Regions from separate parts of the Homo sapiens genome. Here all the other regions are linked to region 1. A link is a contact called in ENCODE Hi-C or POLR2A ChIA-PET data. All regions are on one chromosome and are shown on one strand. Each heading gives the region's core, a stretch centred on a gene start or an enhancer-like site at or near the end of the contact. The rest is flanking DNA. Distances are from core to core; before and after follow the strand shown. Region 1 overlaps OSBPL9 (oxysterol binding protein like 9). Region 2 holds the start of OSBPL9 (oxysterol binding protein like 9). Region 3 overlaps EPS15-AS1 (EPS15 antisense RNA 1).

The links. A loop is a pair of places that touch in the nucleus more often than their neighbours do. ChIA-PET counts read pairs that join two places held with the same protein, here RNA polymerase II (POLR2A). Pooled maps may share reads with other maps.
Region 2: a map of CD8-positive, alpha-beta T cell shows a loop between it and region 1 (12-fold over the local background). The contact joins the promoter of OSBPL9 here to the enhancer-like site in region 1. A Hi-C loop is called at or near these places in 74 of 168 maps with a recorded cell type or tissue (A673, B cell, CD14-positive monocyte and 43 more), 37 of 37 single-sample maps with no recorded cell type and 45 of 50 pooled maps. POLR2A ChIA-PET finds 5 or more read pairs at or near these places in 12 of 52 experiments (A673, AG04450, GM12878 and 9 more).
Region 3: a map of naive thymus-derived CD4-positive, alpha-beta T cell shows a loop between it and region 1 (2.0-fold over the local background). The contact joins two enhancer-like sites. A Hi-C loop is called at or near these places in 2 of 168 maps with a recorded cell type or tissue (naive thymus-derived CD4-positive, alpha-beta T cell and sigmoid colon), 2 of 37 single-sample maps with no recorded cell type and 8 of 50 pooled maps. POLR2A ChIA-PET finds 5 or more read pairs at or near these places in 3 of 52 experiments (H1, activated CD4-positive, alpha-beta T cell and naive thymus-derived CD4-positive, alpha-beta T cell).

The regions. Positions count from the first base shown.
Region 1 is chr1:51,766,524-51,770,942 of GRCh38, reverse strand. All of the region lies in intron 12 of OSBPL9 (oxysterol binding protein like 9), which reads right to left. Among named protein-coding and RNA genes, the nearest start is that of MIR761, 68 kb to the left of the region's middle. Within about 2 kb of position 1,767, at least 3 of the 41 ENCODE cell types and tissues checked have a DNase peak (open chromatin) inside an H3K27ac peak, as active enhancers do; they include gastrocnemius medialis, where a contact is called at or near this core.
Region 2 is chr1:51,614,188-51,619,198 of GRCh38, reverse strand. It overlaps OSBPL9 (oxysterol binding protein like 9), which reads right to left and starts at 2,107. Exons shown (of 24, transcript NM_024586.6): 1 at 1,978-2,107. The coding sequence starts at 2,088. LOC105378719 (a long non-coding RNA gene) reads left to right here. Exons shown (of 3, transcript XR_947339.4): 2 at 2,489-2,532. RefSeq lists enhancers at 594-1,501, 1,502-2,410.
Region 3 is chr1:51,532,590-51,537,347 of GRCh38, reverse strand. The region is part of intron 1 of EPS15-AS1 (EPS15 antisense RNA 1); the gene reads right to left. It also overlaps a transcript of OSBPL9 not described here. Among named protein-coding and RNA genes, the nearest start is that of EPS15, 16 kb to the right of the region's middle. Within about 2 kb of position 2,136, at least 6 of the 41 ENCODE cell types and tissues checked have a DNase peak (open chromatin) inside an H3K27ac peak, as active enhancers do.

The sequences.
Region 1 (4,419 bases), core at 518-3,017:
GGTTCACTCTTGGAGTTGCCTGTTCTATCGGTTTTGATAAATATATGACAACATGTATCCACCATTGTATCATACAGAATAGTTTCACTGCTGTAAAAATCCTCTGGGCTCTGCCTGTATTAGAACACTAGAATATTAGGATATTCTAAAATTAGAATATATTATGTTATTCTAGTTTGCCCTGGTTACTTACCTATTTTTCAAAATTTCTTGAGTAACTAAGTATTACTTCTTTGATTATTTAGTAGTATATATCACAAGGTATTATAACTAATGTCCACCTCACCAGTTTTGAGAGGCAATGGAAAATATGTCTAAAAGATACAGGTAAGAGAAATCAAATGATCATTAAATGACAGAACTGGGGCCAGGCATGATGGCTCACGCCTGTAATTCCAACACTTTGGGAGGCCAAGGCAAGAGGATCACTTGAGCCCAGGAGTTTGAGTCTAGCCTGGGTAACATGGTGAGACCCCATCTCTACAAAAAATAAAAAATTAGGCTGGGCATGGTGGCTCAGGCTTGTAATCCCAGCACTTTGTAAAGCCAAGGTGGGCAGATCACTTGAGGTGAGGAGTTCAAGACCAGCCTGGTTAACATGGTGAAGCCCCATCTCTACTAAAAATACAAAAAGTTAGCCGAGCGTGGTGGCATGCGCCTGTAGTCCCAGCTACTTTGGAGACTGAGACATGAGAATCGTTTGAACCTGGGAGGTGGAGGTTGCAATAAGCCGACATCGCACCTCTGCACTCCAGCTCCAGTTTGGGCGACAGAGTGAGATTCTGTCTCAAAAAAAAAAAAAAAATTAGCTGGGCATGGTGGTGTGTGCCTGTGGTTCCAGCTACTGGGGCGGCTGAGGTGGGAGGATCACTTGAGCCCATGAGGTTGAGGCTATAGTGAGCTGTGTTCGTGCCACTGCACTCTAGCCTGAGTGATAGAGTGAGACCCTCTGTCTCAAAAAAAAGCATGAAAGTTACCTTTAAAATGCTTTGTGCCTCTGTGATGTATCTCAAAATAGAGTCAATCTTTTAAATCAATTGACCTAAAAACCCCAAATCCTATAACATATGAATCTTATTTTAGATGTAATTTCAAAGGTCCTATTTATGCTGTGTTTTTTCTCCTTACCCATGATTAGAAACCATGTCTGAGCCAAGTGAAATACTCAGTAAGACTGTAAATTGAAAAAAAATGGGATAAATTTTCAGCCATTTCATAATTTACCTTGTTCAGAACAAATGATATAAAGAAAACAGTTAAAAACAACACCTATGTATACAGGAAAGTTTTATCTGCAATGGGCTAAGTTGTCTAGAATTTAGGCATAAAATCATAAAGTATGCAAAAACAATTTAAAGCTATGAATTATAATAATAATTTATCGAGTACCTTGTATGCACCATACACGGTATGTCTATATCTACATTACAACCCTAAGGAAAACACAATGACGCTCATAATACACAGACGCTCGGAGGTTCAATGACTGGTCTGAAGTCATACAGCTGGTGAGTAGTGGAGCCATTTCAAACACGTCTGGCTCCAAAGTACAAGTTCTTTCCAACATGTACTTTTATCTAATTTATAAATGTGTAAACTACAGTGCTCAGTGCCATAGTTACACAGAAGCTATCATTAGTATAGGTCTTTAGAAAAAGAACAGTGAAAGGACTTAAGCTTTCAAGTTCTCTTCCTTCAGAAAGAGAAAAACAAAAAATAGTAAAAAGAAATTTGACCTCAGTTAGAAAATCAGCAGTAGCAGCTGATGACCAGCAGGTGTCACAAGCTCAAATAGCTACAGATGCCAGGCAGAGAATATGTGGATAGGACCAAGACATAAGATATATATGGAACTGGGGAGTCAGCATACCCAACCTGAAAGAATCTAAAGCCTTGTTAAAACAAAACAAAAAACAAGTCAACAGAACACTGTGCTGCCCAAATAAAACATCTGCAGTCCTTACTGGTTTGGGCTTCTAGATTAGAATATACAAACAAGGAAGAGTGAAATTGAGGGAGAAAAGGAACACAGAGTGGGTTAGTTGGACATAAAAACTTAACTCTGGACCCTTTCAAAGAGATGTTCATGAACTGTGTGTTTATTATGGGACAGGGTACTGGGAGAGCATAGAAGGAACCTTAACAGCAGGAATAGAAGAAGCCCATGAGCCTGTGCATGACTTTGTAGACCTGCCTATTACAGGTACAACAGGTGTTTTAAATGTTTCGATTTCATAGAAATTTTGGGAGAATCCCTCAAAACGGAGCCAGAGAGTGTCTATCAGTGATGTTACCAAGAGCTAACCACATATTATCAAGCTTTTACTGAATACAGTCATATGCTTTTAAAGGATGGATACATGAGTGATTTACTAGCAAGTGACATTCAATTGCACTTTTTTAGAACAATAGCTAATGTATTGTCTTTAGGCCAGGTGCAGTGGCTCATGCCTGTGATCCCAGCACTTTGGGAGGCCGAGGCAGGCGGACAGCCTGAGGTCAGGAGTTCGACACCAGCCTGGCCAACATGGCAAAACCCCTCCTCTACTAAAAGTACAAAAATTAGCTGGGCATGGTGGTGGGCACCTGTAATCCCAGCTATTCAGGAGGCTGAGGCAGGAGAATTGCTTGAACCCAGGAGGCCGAGATTGCACCATTGCACTCCAGCCTGGGCAACAAGAGCAAAACTCCGTCTCAAAAAAGGCTGGGCGCGGTGGCTCATGCCTGTAATCCCAGCACTTTGGGAGGCCGAGGCGGGCTGATCATGAGGTCAGGAGATCGAGACCATCCTGGCTAACACGGTGAAACCCCGTCTCTACTAAAAATACAAAAAACTAGCCAGGCGTGGTGGCGGGCGCCTGTAGTCCCAGCTACTCGGGAGGCTGAGGCAGGAAAATGGCGTGAACCCGGGAGGCGGAGCTTGCAGTGAGCCAAGATGGCGCCACTGCACTCCAGCCTGGGCGACAAAGACTGTGTCTCAAAAAAAAAAAAAAAAAAAAAAAAAAAGACGGTCTTTAATTCTCTTTTAAATAAAATAATGACTGAACCCTTCAAAAATTAATAATAACCTTTCATTTTCGAATTTTCTTCCAAATGCTTATTTTCTTTTAACCCCATTATTATAAAAACTTTTTTTCCAAAATTAAATTTCTATTGGCAAACTGCTAACAATGGTTTCTCAATAGTTTATGTTTTAACATTCAAAATGAAAAAAAGAAACCAATATGCTAAACTAAGCCCTTTCTGCTACACTGGCCTTCTTTAGTTGTAGATTTAAACCTCCCTTCCACGTCTTAACTATATATATTCACCTAGACCACATAGGACTGGCTGAAGGTAATTGGCTTGCAAATTTACATTTAATTATTTCCAAATTTGTACTGTGTTAAAAAGCAAAAACCCTAGCTATAGTAACAGTATAGTAACAGTCCCCTGAGAAAGCAGAATTAGAAGTAATTCCCAACAAAAACTAAGCTATTAATACATCTACAACAAACACAAGTAAAATGAAAGTAAATCAGTAATTCTACTTCTTTTTTTTTTTTTTTTAAGACAGAGTCTCACTCTTGTCACCCAGGCTGGAGTACAGCAGCCCAATCTCGGCTCACTGCAACCTACACCTCCTGTGTTCAAGAGATTCTCCCATCTTAGCCTCCCGAGTAGCTAGGACGACAGGCGTGTGCCACCACACTCAGCTAATTTTTGTATTTTTTTAGAGACAGGGTTTTACCATGTTGCCCAAGCTGGTCTCAAACTCCTGGGCTCAACTGATCCTCCCACCTCAGCCTCCCAGATTGCTGAGATTAGGGGCATAAGCCACCACACCTGGCTCCCTAAACTGTTTTTGTTGTTGTTGTTTGTTTGGAAACAGAGTCTTGCTCTGTTGCCCAGGCTAGAGTGCAGTGGTGTGATCTCAGCTCACTGCAACCTCCGCCTCCCAGGTTCAAGTGATTCTCCTGCCTCAGCCTCCTGAGTAGCTGGAATTTATAGGCATGTACCACCATGCCTGGCTAATTTTTTTTTTTTTTTGGTATTTTTAGTAGAGATGGTTTCACCATGTTGGTCAGGCTGGTCTCGAACTCCTGACCTCATGATCTGCCAGCCTCAGCCTCCCAAAGTGCTGGGATTACAGGCGTGAGCCACCACACTTGGCCTCCCTAAACGTTTTTAAATAAAATTAGTGCCTTAAAGCCAGTGCAGAGAGACAGATTTGAGGTGGACTTCCATTTCCCTGTAAGTAGACTTGCAATAAAAAGCTTTTCTTTCCTCAAAAACCTGGGACTTAGTAATGGCTTCTAGCACATTGGGCAGCAAGCCCCTTTTGCTCCATAACACTGTAGGAAATAAATTTCTGTTGTTTATAAGCTACCTAGATTACTGTATTTTGTTATGGCAGCTTAAAGGGACTAAGATACCATA
Region 2 (5,011 bases), core at 858-3,357, 150 kb after region 1:
TCTTGAATAGAGTTTACGGGATTTTCTGATTATCACATCTACTTAAACCCAATATTACTTTTCCTTTATCTAAGCCATGGGTTTCATAATTCCAGAGTTTTCAGGACATAATATTCAGTTGCCTCTCTTTCATGCCCACCTAAAGACAATCTTGAACAATGTGTTTAAGACTCATTAAGGTTTAGTCTTTTTCCCTTTAAAAACTATGTAGAGAAAGAAAGCTGATAGTTGAAGGATGATGAAAGTAATACTTTTACTCTTGCAAGCTTGCCTTTAGTAACTCACAACTTACACTTTTCTCCTTCCTGTAGTGAAAGCGAAGTTTAGTAGAAAAAGTCAATAATTTGGCATCCTGATTCCATCACTTAGTGCTATGTGATGTTGAGCAAATTGCTTTAAAAGCCTGGAGCCTCAGATTTCAAAACTGTAACTGGGGATATTAAATGGAGATAATGAATAACCACCTTGCAGAGTTATTAGGAGTGAAATGAATTAAAGGACTCACCAAGCTAGTATATAAGCTCCAGAGAAGAGGAACAGTGAATGTCTTTTTTACTGTCTATTCTTGCTGGCATGAAAACGCACATAGCAGCTCAATAATATTTTTTAAATGAACAAATAAATTCAGTGTCCCCTTTCTCTCATCAACCTTAATCCTTCTTCCATAATCATGTTTTTCTTTCTGTCTTCTATTATTTTCTAAAGCTTTCTGGGCATTCTATTTTGTCCTCTTATGTATTTTCTTCCCTCATATCGGCTATCGTCAACTATACACCATTCAGAGAAAGTACCTTTCTAAGTAAGTTATCTCCCTAATACCACCTACTCTCCATATCGAATGCGATGAGGGTGGAGGGGATAGTCAAAACATAAGATTCAAGGCCGGACGCGGTGGCTCACGTCTGTAATCCCAGTACTTTGGGAGGCCGAGGCGGGTGGATCACCTGAGGTCAGGAGTTCAAGACCAGCCTGGCCAACATGGTGAAACCCCGTCTCTACTAAAAATACAAGAATTAGCAGGGTGTGGTGGCGCATGCCTGTGATCCCAGCTACTAGGGAGGCCAGAGGCAGGAGAATCGCTTGAACCCGAGAGGCAGAAGTTGCAGTGAGCCGAGATGATGCCATTGCACGCCAGCCTGGGCAACAGGGCGAGACTCCGTCTCAAAAAAAAAACCACACACACACACACACACACACACACAACCACGTAAGATTCACAGCAATTCATCTACTTTTCCACGGCCACCAACTCATGTTAACAACAGTGAAGCCCTGAACCCAGAATGTAACTGTAAGGGGACACTGCACTATCACTTGTCTCTCTTCGCTGACAAGAGTCTCGCGTGTAGGAAATCCTTGGCTCTCAAAAGTTAAGGCGTCGTTTGAGCTCGCCTCCCGCTAAATAGAGGGGTGCGTCCCTTGAATGAGACACACAACCTGAACCGACTGGAGGGATTTCGGACCCCCTGGTGTTGCCCGAGGGCTGGTCACTTTTGGACCTGTCCCGGCTCCTCTGGCCACTCCTCCGAGGAAGCAGAGCTCTTCAATCCCTGGAGGGAAGCTAAGGGGTGCGGCCGGCTACAGGGCCTTGGTGGGACAGTGTAAAGTCCATGACAACATATGAAGACAGCATGAACCGCAAGACTGGACCTTTTAAGCCATGACTACGATCACCCTTACCCGCTCACAACCATGCTGGACCCCACTACCGCTTAATAGCGGACCCTAAGAAAGAAACTTGGCTCACCCCCAACCCATAAATCAGACAGCTAGTTTCTATTTATTGGCTGCGCCCCTCTCTCCCTCACCCTCATTGGCTATCCGAGACGTAAAACCCTCCCCAACAAGGGAACCCTCGCGTACGGCGGCACCCCCAGACTAGCAACCTCAACTCAGCCACCTAAAACCCCGGTCCCCCACCTCCACCCAGGAAACGCGGCCCCGAGGCGCCTGGAGCTGTGCCCTCCAAGGACTCACCGTGTAGTAGGAGAGCAGTCCTGCATTGTAGTCCAGCACGAACCAACGGTACTGCCAGCCCTTCATCACGTTAGTCCATTTGCTCAGCGGCCCTTCCATGATGGACGCCATCTTGGGAGCCGCCAATGACAACAAACGGCCTGACGTCACTCGCCTATATGGCATTCAGCATGCGGGGGGCGGGGCCGCAGGGGGCGGGGCGGGTCCTGGGCGGGTCCTGGGCGGTGCCGGCAGATGCTCCAGCGATCAAGTCAAACACGCTTTCTTAGGGCGCCTATTGTGTGTAGGACTCCATGCCACGGATGCGAGAATGCAAACGTGAATACTGCTATTAAGATTATTTATAATCTGTCATGGGATTAGAGTAAAGAAAAAAGATTATGAACATATTAATAAATAATTTTACTGGCCATGATACCTTCCACTTCCAAAAGATTTCATATCTGATATTCATTTATGCATTCATTCCACAAATCCATTCATTTAATAAATATTCGCTGTTTTGTGCTAGGCATTCTTCTAGACATTGGGGATACAACAGAGCCTTCATGACAGGTGAGGGGAATGGTAAAATAAATAGTAAATTATATCGTACATTAAAAAATCATAAATGCTATGGAGAAAAACATAAGCAAGGAAGGAGAGAGCGCTGGGACTGCTATTTTAAATTCCCAAACAGGGAAGGCCTGAGTGAAAAGGTAACTTTTAAGCAAAGACCTGAAGAAAGCGAAGGAGGGAGCCTGGTGGAAGAGCCTTCCAAGACGAAGGAATAGCAAATGCAAAGACCAAATGTTAGGAGTGAGCGTGGCATCTTGAGGGATCAACAAGGAGGTCAGTGTGCGTGGAGCAGTGAGCCAGGGAGAAAGTGGTGGGAGATAAGGTCAAAGAAGTAGGGATAGATCACTAACAGCCTACAGGGGCAATTTAAGCATTTATTGGCTGGGCGCGGTGGCTCGCACCTGTTATCCCAGCACTTTGGGTGGCCGAGGCAGGCAGATCACTTGAGATCAGGCGTTCGAGACCAGCCTGGCCAACATGGTAAAAGCCCATCTCTACTAAACATACAAAAATTATCTGGGCGTGGTGGCGCACCCTGTAGTCCTAGCTGAGGCACAAGAATCACTTGAACCTCGGAGCCGAGATTGCATCACTGCACTCCAGCCTGGGTGACAGAGCCAAATTCTCTCTCACACAAAAAAAAAAAAAAAAAAAAAAAAACCAAAGGATTTATTGACCACCTACTATATCTAGGCACTGTTGGAGGTCCTGGGAATACAGCAGTGAATAAGCTCTCTCAGAGCTTAAATTCTGTGGTGAAAGCAAACACTAAACAAGTAAACAAGAAAAATATCCAATACTGATTAACACTGCAAATAATTTAATAAATTATTTTAATAGGAAGTCAGTGGGTAGCTAATTTATAGGGGGTGGTTATAGGGCAGGCCTCTTAGGAAGTGGCTTTAAACTTAGATATGGAGGATAAGAAAAGGCCAGCCGTGCAAATATCAAGAGAAAGAGCTAAAAAGGAAACTAAAAGATGAGGCACTAGCTGGAAACGGAGGTGTGGTCAAGGGAAGGGCTTTCTTTGTCCTTTTTTAAAATTATTATTTAGATCGAAGACACTAGAGAATATTACTTTGCTGATTTTCAAGAGAGGGAAAAACTGGGGACATCCTAGAGAAAAGAGAGAATAGCAGCAGTGAAGCCCTTCATAAGATTGAGACCTCTTTTTGTGTTGGCAAAACACTGGAATAAAATACAAAAAAAGAAAGAAAGGAAAAGACTGAGACCCCAAGCCCAAGTGCAAAGGTTGACTTTTGATACTAGCAGAGATACTTTATCCAAAGTAACAAGAAAGAAGAGCAGAGAGTATGGGTTCAGATGCCAGTGGATCAGTAGTTAGATGGTATAGAAATGAATGAGTTTCTGTTTTTTTTGTTTGTTTTGTTTTGTTTTGTTTTGTTTTTTTGAGATGGAGTTTCACTCTTATCGCCCAGGCTGGAGAGCAGTGGCACGATCTCGGCTCACTGCAACCTCCACCTCCCAAGTTCAAGAGATTCTCTTGCCGCAGCCTCCCAAGTAGCTGGGATTACAGGCGCTCGCCTGGCTAACTTTTGTATTTTTAGTAGAGACGAGGTTTCACCATGTTGGCCAGGCTGGTCTCAAACTCCTGACCTCAGGTGATCCACCCACTTCGGCCTCCCAAAGTGTTGGGATTACAGGTGTGAGCCATTGCGCTGGGCGGAGTTTCTACTTCTAGTTGAGGAGAGGCTCAAAGCTTAGTACTTAAGAATGTGGATCCTGGTGCCATAGTACCAGGGTTTTAATATCCAGATTCATCACTTAGTAGCTATATGGCCTTAGGCAAGTTTGCTAACTTCTCTGTGCCTCGGTGTCCCCTTCTTTAAAATGTGAGTAACAATAGTAGCTGTCTACAAAGGTTGTTTCAAGGATTAAGTGAGCTCCTATGGGTAAAGAGCTTAGAACAGAGCCTGGTAGATAGTAAGCACTCAATTAATATTAGCTCTTATTCTGCAATTATACAGGCAACAGGAGAAATAAATAAATAAATAAATAAATATTAGTTCTTAGAATTTTCCCAAAGAAATGTGGTGTGGGCCGGGCTTGGTGGCTGACACCTGTAATCCCAATGTTTTGGGAAGTTGAGGTGGGAGAATCGCTTCAGGCCAGGAGTTTGGGACCAGCCTGGGCAACATAGTGGGACCCCATCTCTACAAAAAAAATAAAATTTAAAATTAAAAAAAATTTGTTGGTTATGGTGGCACACATCTGTAGTCCTACCTACTCAGGAAGCTGAGGCAGGAGGATTGCTTGAGCCCAGGAGGTCAAGACTGCAGTGAGCCAAGATCATGTCACTGCACTCCAGCCTGAGTTGGATGCCAGACTGAGACACTGTCTGTAAAAGAAATTTGAAAAAGAAGTAAATAAGAATATATCTCTACAAGAAATTTGAAAAAGAAGTAAATAAGAATATATCTGAAAGGGATAGCAGCCAAAAAAATGAGCATCCTGT
Region 3 (4,758 bases), core at 887-3,386, 230 kb after region 1:
CTTATTATGCCAGAAAGCAAGGAGGTGTTAAAAAAAAGTGATGAAGACATGTCAAAAGGACACAGGAGCTAGTTTGAAGAGGCTCTCATTGGCCAAACCTGGGACAAGTTGAACATTTAAAAAATAATAAGGGTAATGTTTATAACTCATTAAATAAATTAAGAATACATTAGTTTATACTCATGATAATAATTAGAGAGAAGGAAACCTTCTTGCTTACAGTAGAATGCCAACTAAAAAATGTAGATGGAATGATAGAAGTAGAAAATCACCAGTTTGCAACTATCACAGTAATTGATTCAGACAAGAATTATCAATGAGTGTTGAAACCATTGGGCAAAAGTTTGAAGAGGAACAGGATATTTACATAGTTTCAAAGTCCCTCTCTACAGATTACCATTACTTACACAGGAAAAAATACTCTACAGTGAAGAAATCTGGTAGATACCACCTTAATCCGCTGATCAAAGTGAACACCATCAATAATGGGACCAAGTGACACCACGTTTCTCCCCATATGATGCACTGAGAAGGACACAACATCATATAACTAGGATTTCTTCCTGGAAAAATATGTAAATCCCTTCATGAGAAAACATGAGACAAAGCCAAACAGGGGGAGACACTACAGAACACCTGGCCAGTACTCTTTAAAAATGTGAATATCGTGAATAATAGTGAAAGACTGGGGAACTATTCTAGATTAAAGGACACTAAAGAGTTATAACAGGCTAGGTGTGGTGGCTCACACCTGAAATTCCAGCACTTTGGGAAGCAGAGACAGGAAGATCACTTTGAGGCTGAGAATTATAGGCCAGTCTGGGCAACATAACGAGACCCCACCTCTACAAAAATAATTTTTTAAAAAATTAGCCAGGCATAGTGGTGCGTGCCTGCGGTACTAGCTAGCTAGTCTGGAAGCAGGGGTGGGAGGATCGCTTGAGCCCAGGAATTCAAGGTTGTAAGTGAGCTGTAATTGAACCACTGCCCTCCAGCCTGGGTGACAGAGCGCGATCCTGTTTCTAAAAAATAATAATTAAAAGAAAAAAAACCTTTTTAAAAGTCATGACAGTTAAGTATAATGCATTACCTGGATCAGGCACTGGATCAGAACCTGATGGGGGAAAATACTGCTATATAGGACATTATCAGGCCAATTAGTGAAATTTGAGTATGGACTGTATATAAGCACTATGTCAATTTAAAATTTCTGGATTTGATTGTCATACTGAGTGGGTATGTAGGTATATAAGAGAATGTCCTTTTCTCAGAAAATACACATTGAAATATTTAAGGTATTAGGGGTAACTACTGCAATTCAAATGGCTCAGGAAAAAATATACATATCCATGTATATGCATGTAGGCATATGCCCACACATGAGAACTTCTGGGGCATCTGGGAATTCTTTGTAATATTTCTGCAGCTCTTCTGCAAGTTTGAGATTATTTCAAAGTAAAAAGTTAAAAAATAAAGTGTAAAGGTGGGCACGGTGGTTCATGCCTGTAATCCCAGCACTTTGGTAGACAAGGGCGGCGGGGTGGGGGGTTAACATTTGAGGTCAAGAGTTCGAGACCAGCCTGGCCAACATGGTGAAACTCTGTCTCTACTAAAAATATAAAAATTAGCCAGGTGTGGTGGCATCCTCCTATAGTCCCAGCTACTTGGGAGGCTGAGGCAGGAGAATCACTTGAACCCATAGGCAGAGGCTGAAATGAGCCAACATCAGCCCAATGCACTCCAGCCTGGGCGACAGAGTGAGATTATTATTTTGTTTTTAAAAAAAAATAAAAAGTAATAATAATAATAAAGCATAGATGAAGAAATAGAAACAGTATGGAGATAACTCTTTAGAAAATTTCACTGTGAATGGGAGCAGAGAAATGGAGCCAAAAATAGAGTCAGGGTCATAAGATAGCTCTTTAAAGACAGAAGAAACTAGGTTTGTTCACTGATCAGAGAACCAAGGTGGACTTCAGTCTCTCCCTTTCAAGACGAGGGGCTTAGATCAGACATCCTGTAAGGGCCTTTCCACCTCAGGCCCTTTGTGACTCTATGACTCTCCTACCCTCTCCTAGATGCCTAGAGTTCTTCTGAAAACATGTTTTATTCCTTAAACTGCAACCAGGAAAAGACATTTGGGCCACCACCACTTGAGGGCAGTAGAAAATGATGCTGCACGCAATTTGGTGGTTTTATTGTTTTGGCTGCTGGAAGAAAACAAAGGCCTTCACATGATTTACCCTCAAATGTCTTAGGGCAAATAAAGGTCCCGTGAACACACCACTTTTTCCAAATGTTTTAAACAAGAAAAGCCCAAGATAAGTTATAACAGGGGGTTGAGGAGTAAGAGGGTGAGAGGGTCTCACATCTTGAAAAAAGCTGGCACATACTGTAAGTTTAATAAAGAATAACTGATAACAGAAAAATTAGAGCCTGTCAGAATTGAAAGGGATCCTAGAGGAGGATGAATAGAGCCCCTTCGTTTTATAGGCAGGACCCTGGGTCCAGAGGAGAGAAGGGGCTTGCCCAAAGACACAGTGACATGGTAGAGAAATTAATGGTTTCAATACTTATCTGGCTAGCCTGTGAAGAGAGAGATTCTGATATTTTCAAATGACATAATAAACGTCACTTGCAAAAAGCGTGGCCCCATCACTGGTATTGGTACTGAGTTCTGAAAACACTGTGACAACACAGTTGTGAGGCTGTGTCTCTTGTGGCTTCCTCTCCCTGGGAGGATCTGACTGTTCACCTTTAATTCTTATCCACTTCAACGGGTCTGAATGCCCTGGACAGCATAGTTCTGATCCTATCCAACCCACTCCTCACCCCTTTCTGAGAGGAGCTTCAGACTGCTGAGGGATCTTAGACTTTCCTACCAACATCAGGGGATGAAGTTGAAGGCCATTTGGAAAAAAAAGTGAATGAGCATGTGACAGAACATTATTTGGAAAGAAACAACATTATCATTGCCATAGAGGGGAGATGATCTTAAAAAGACAATCAGAAAATCCAAAGCATAAAACTTCCCTAATATGACTTAAGGACATGATGGAGAATAAAATTACTAGACTGTTCAAAACAAAAAAACCAGTATGACTTCATAACATGATAAACAGCTGGGAGCATTTTTTTTTTTTTGAGATGTAGTCTCACTCTATCGCCCAGGCTGGAGTGCAGTGGCACGATCTCAGCTCACTGCAAACTCCTCCTCCCGGGTTCAAGTGATTCTTGTGCCTCAGCCTCCTGAGTAGCTGGGACTACAGCATGTGCCACCACTCCCCGCTAGTTTTTATATTTTTAGTAGAGATGGGGTTTCACCATGTTGGTCAGGCTAGTCTCGAACTCCTGACCTCATGATCCACCTGCCTCGGCCTCCCAAAGTGCTGGGATTACACGTGTGAGCCACTGCGCCCAGTCAGCATCAATTATTTAGAATAATAACCTCTAACCCCTAACCTCAGTATTATCTATTCCTCTGCAAAAAAAAAAAAAAAAAGAAAGAAAAAAGAAAAAACAAAAGAAAAAAAAATGCCCAGGCATTAGCCTGGCATTCAAAAATCCCTTGCCTGTTCCAGATAATTTTCTAGTCTCATGTCCTGCCATAGCTCCCACCCTGCACTCCAACCTCTGTTTTCTGAGCACTCATTGCAATGGTGTAACTGTGAACATTTATTCAGGCCATGTGCTGCATTTGCTCCATTTTGAGGCTCGATTCAAATGCCACCTGCTTTGGAGGCTTTCCTTGATCTGACCCTTACGTTTACTCGCAGATTCCTTTTGACTCCCACAGCCATTTCATCTACTTCCCTCTTTTTTTTTCTTTTCTTTCTCTTTCTTTCTTTTTTTTTTTTTTTTTGAGACAGAGTCTTGCTCTGTTGCCCAGGCTGGAGTGCAGTGGTGCAATTTCCACTCACCGAAACCTCCGCCTCCTGGATTCAAGTGATTCTCCTGCCTCAGCCTCCAGAGTAGCTGGGACTACAGGCATGCACCACCACGACCAGCTAATTTTTTGTATTTTTTTTAGTAGAGATGGGGTTTCACCATGTTGCCCAGGCTGGTCTCGAACTCCTGAGCTCAGCCAATCCACCCACCTCAGCCTTCCAAAGTACAAGGATTACAGGCGTGAGCCACTACACCCAGCAGCATGTACTTCTCTTTAATATTTATTTCATTCTGTCTTGTCTTTCCCATCACAGAGTGAGCACTTAGAGGGCATGAACTGGGTCTTAATACTATGATTTTTTTAGAGGTTGCTTCCAGTTATTAATAAATATCTACCATTTATTAATTACCAATTAATAATTACCAATTATTACCAATTACCAATTAATTACCAATTACCATTTAATTACCAATTACCATTTAATAATTACCAATTATTAATAATAATCTAACAATAATTTTACTTATCTTTCTAAATCTCCTGTTTCTCAGCTCACTCCTTCCAACACCCTGACTCCAACACTTCTCTGATCCCTTCCTGGGCCTTATAATCCAGTGATCCTAATATCTCTTCACCATTCCTCAACTATCTTGTGTCCTCACTTCCCTTTTTACCCACCTAAATTCCAAGGTCCAATGTTAAAATCACTCCCTTGATAGGTCCTCTTCTCTCTTGCCTCCTCTTGCATTCTCATTTTGCTTCACAAGATCCCTACCCTGCACAATCTAACTCTACCTACTCTCTGCCTTTGGGAAAGTGGATGAAGAAAAACCCACAACTGTGTCAACTGGACTCTTAAAATTCATCGC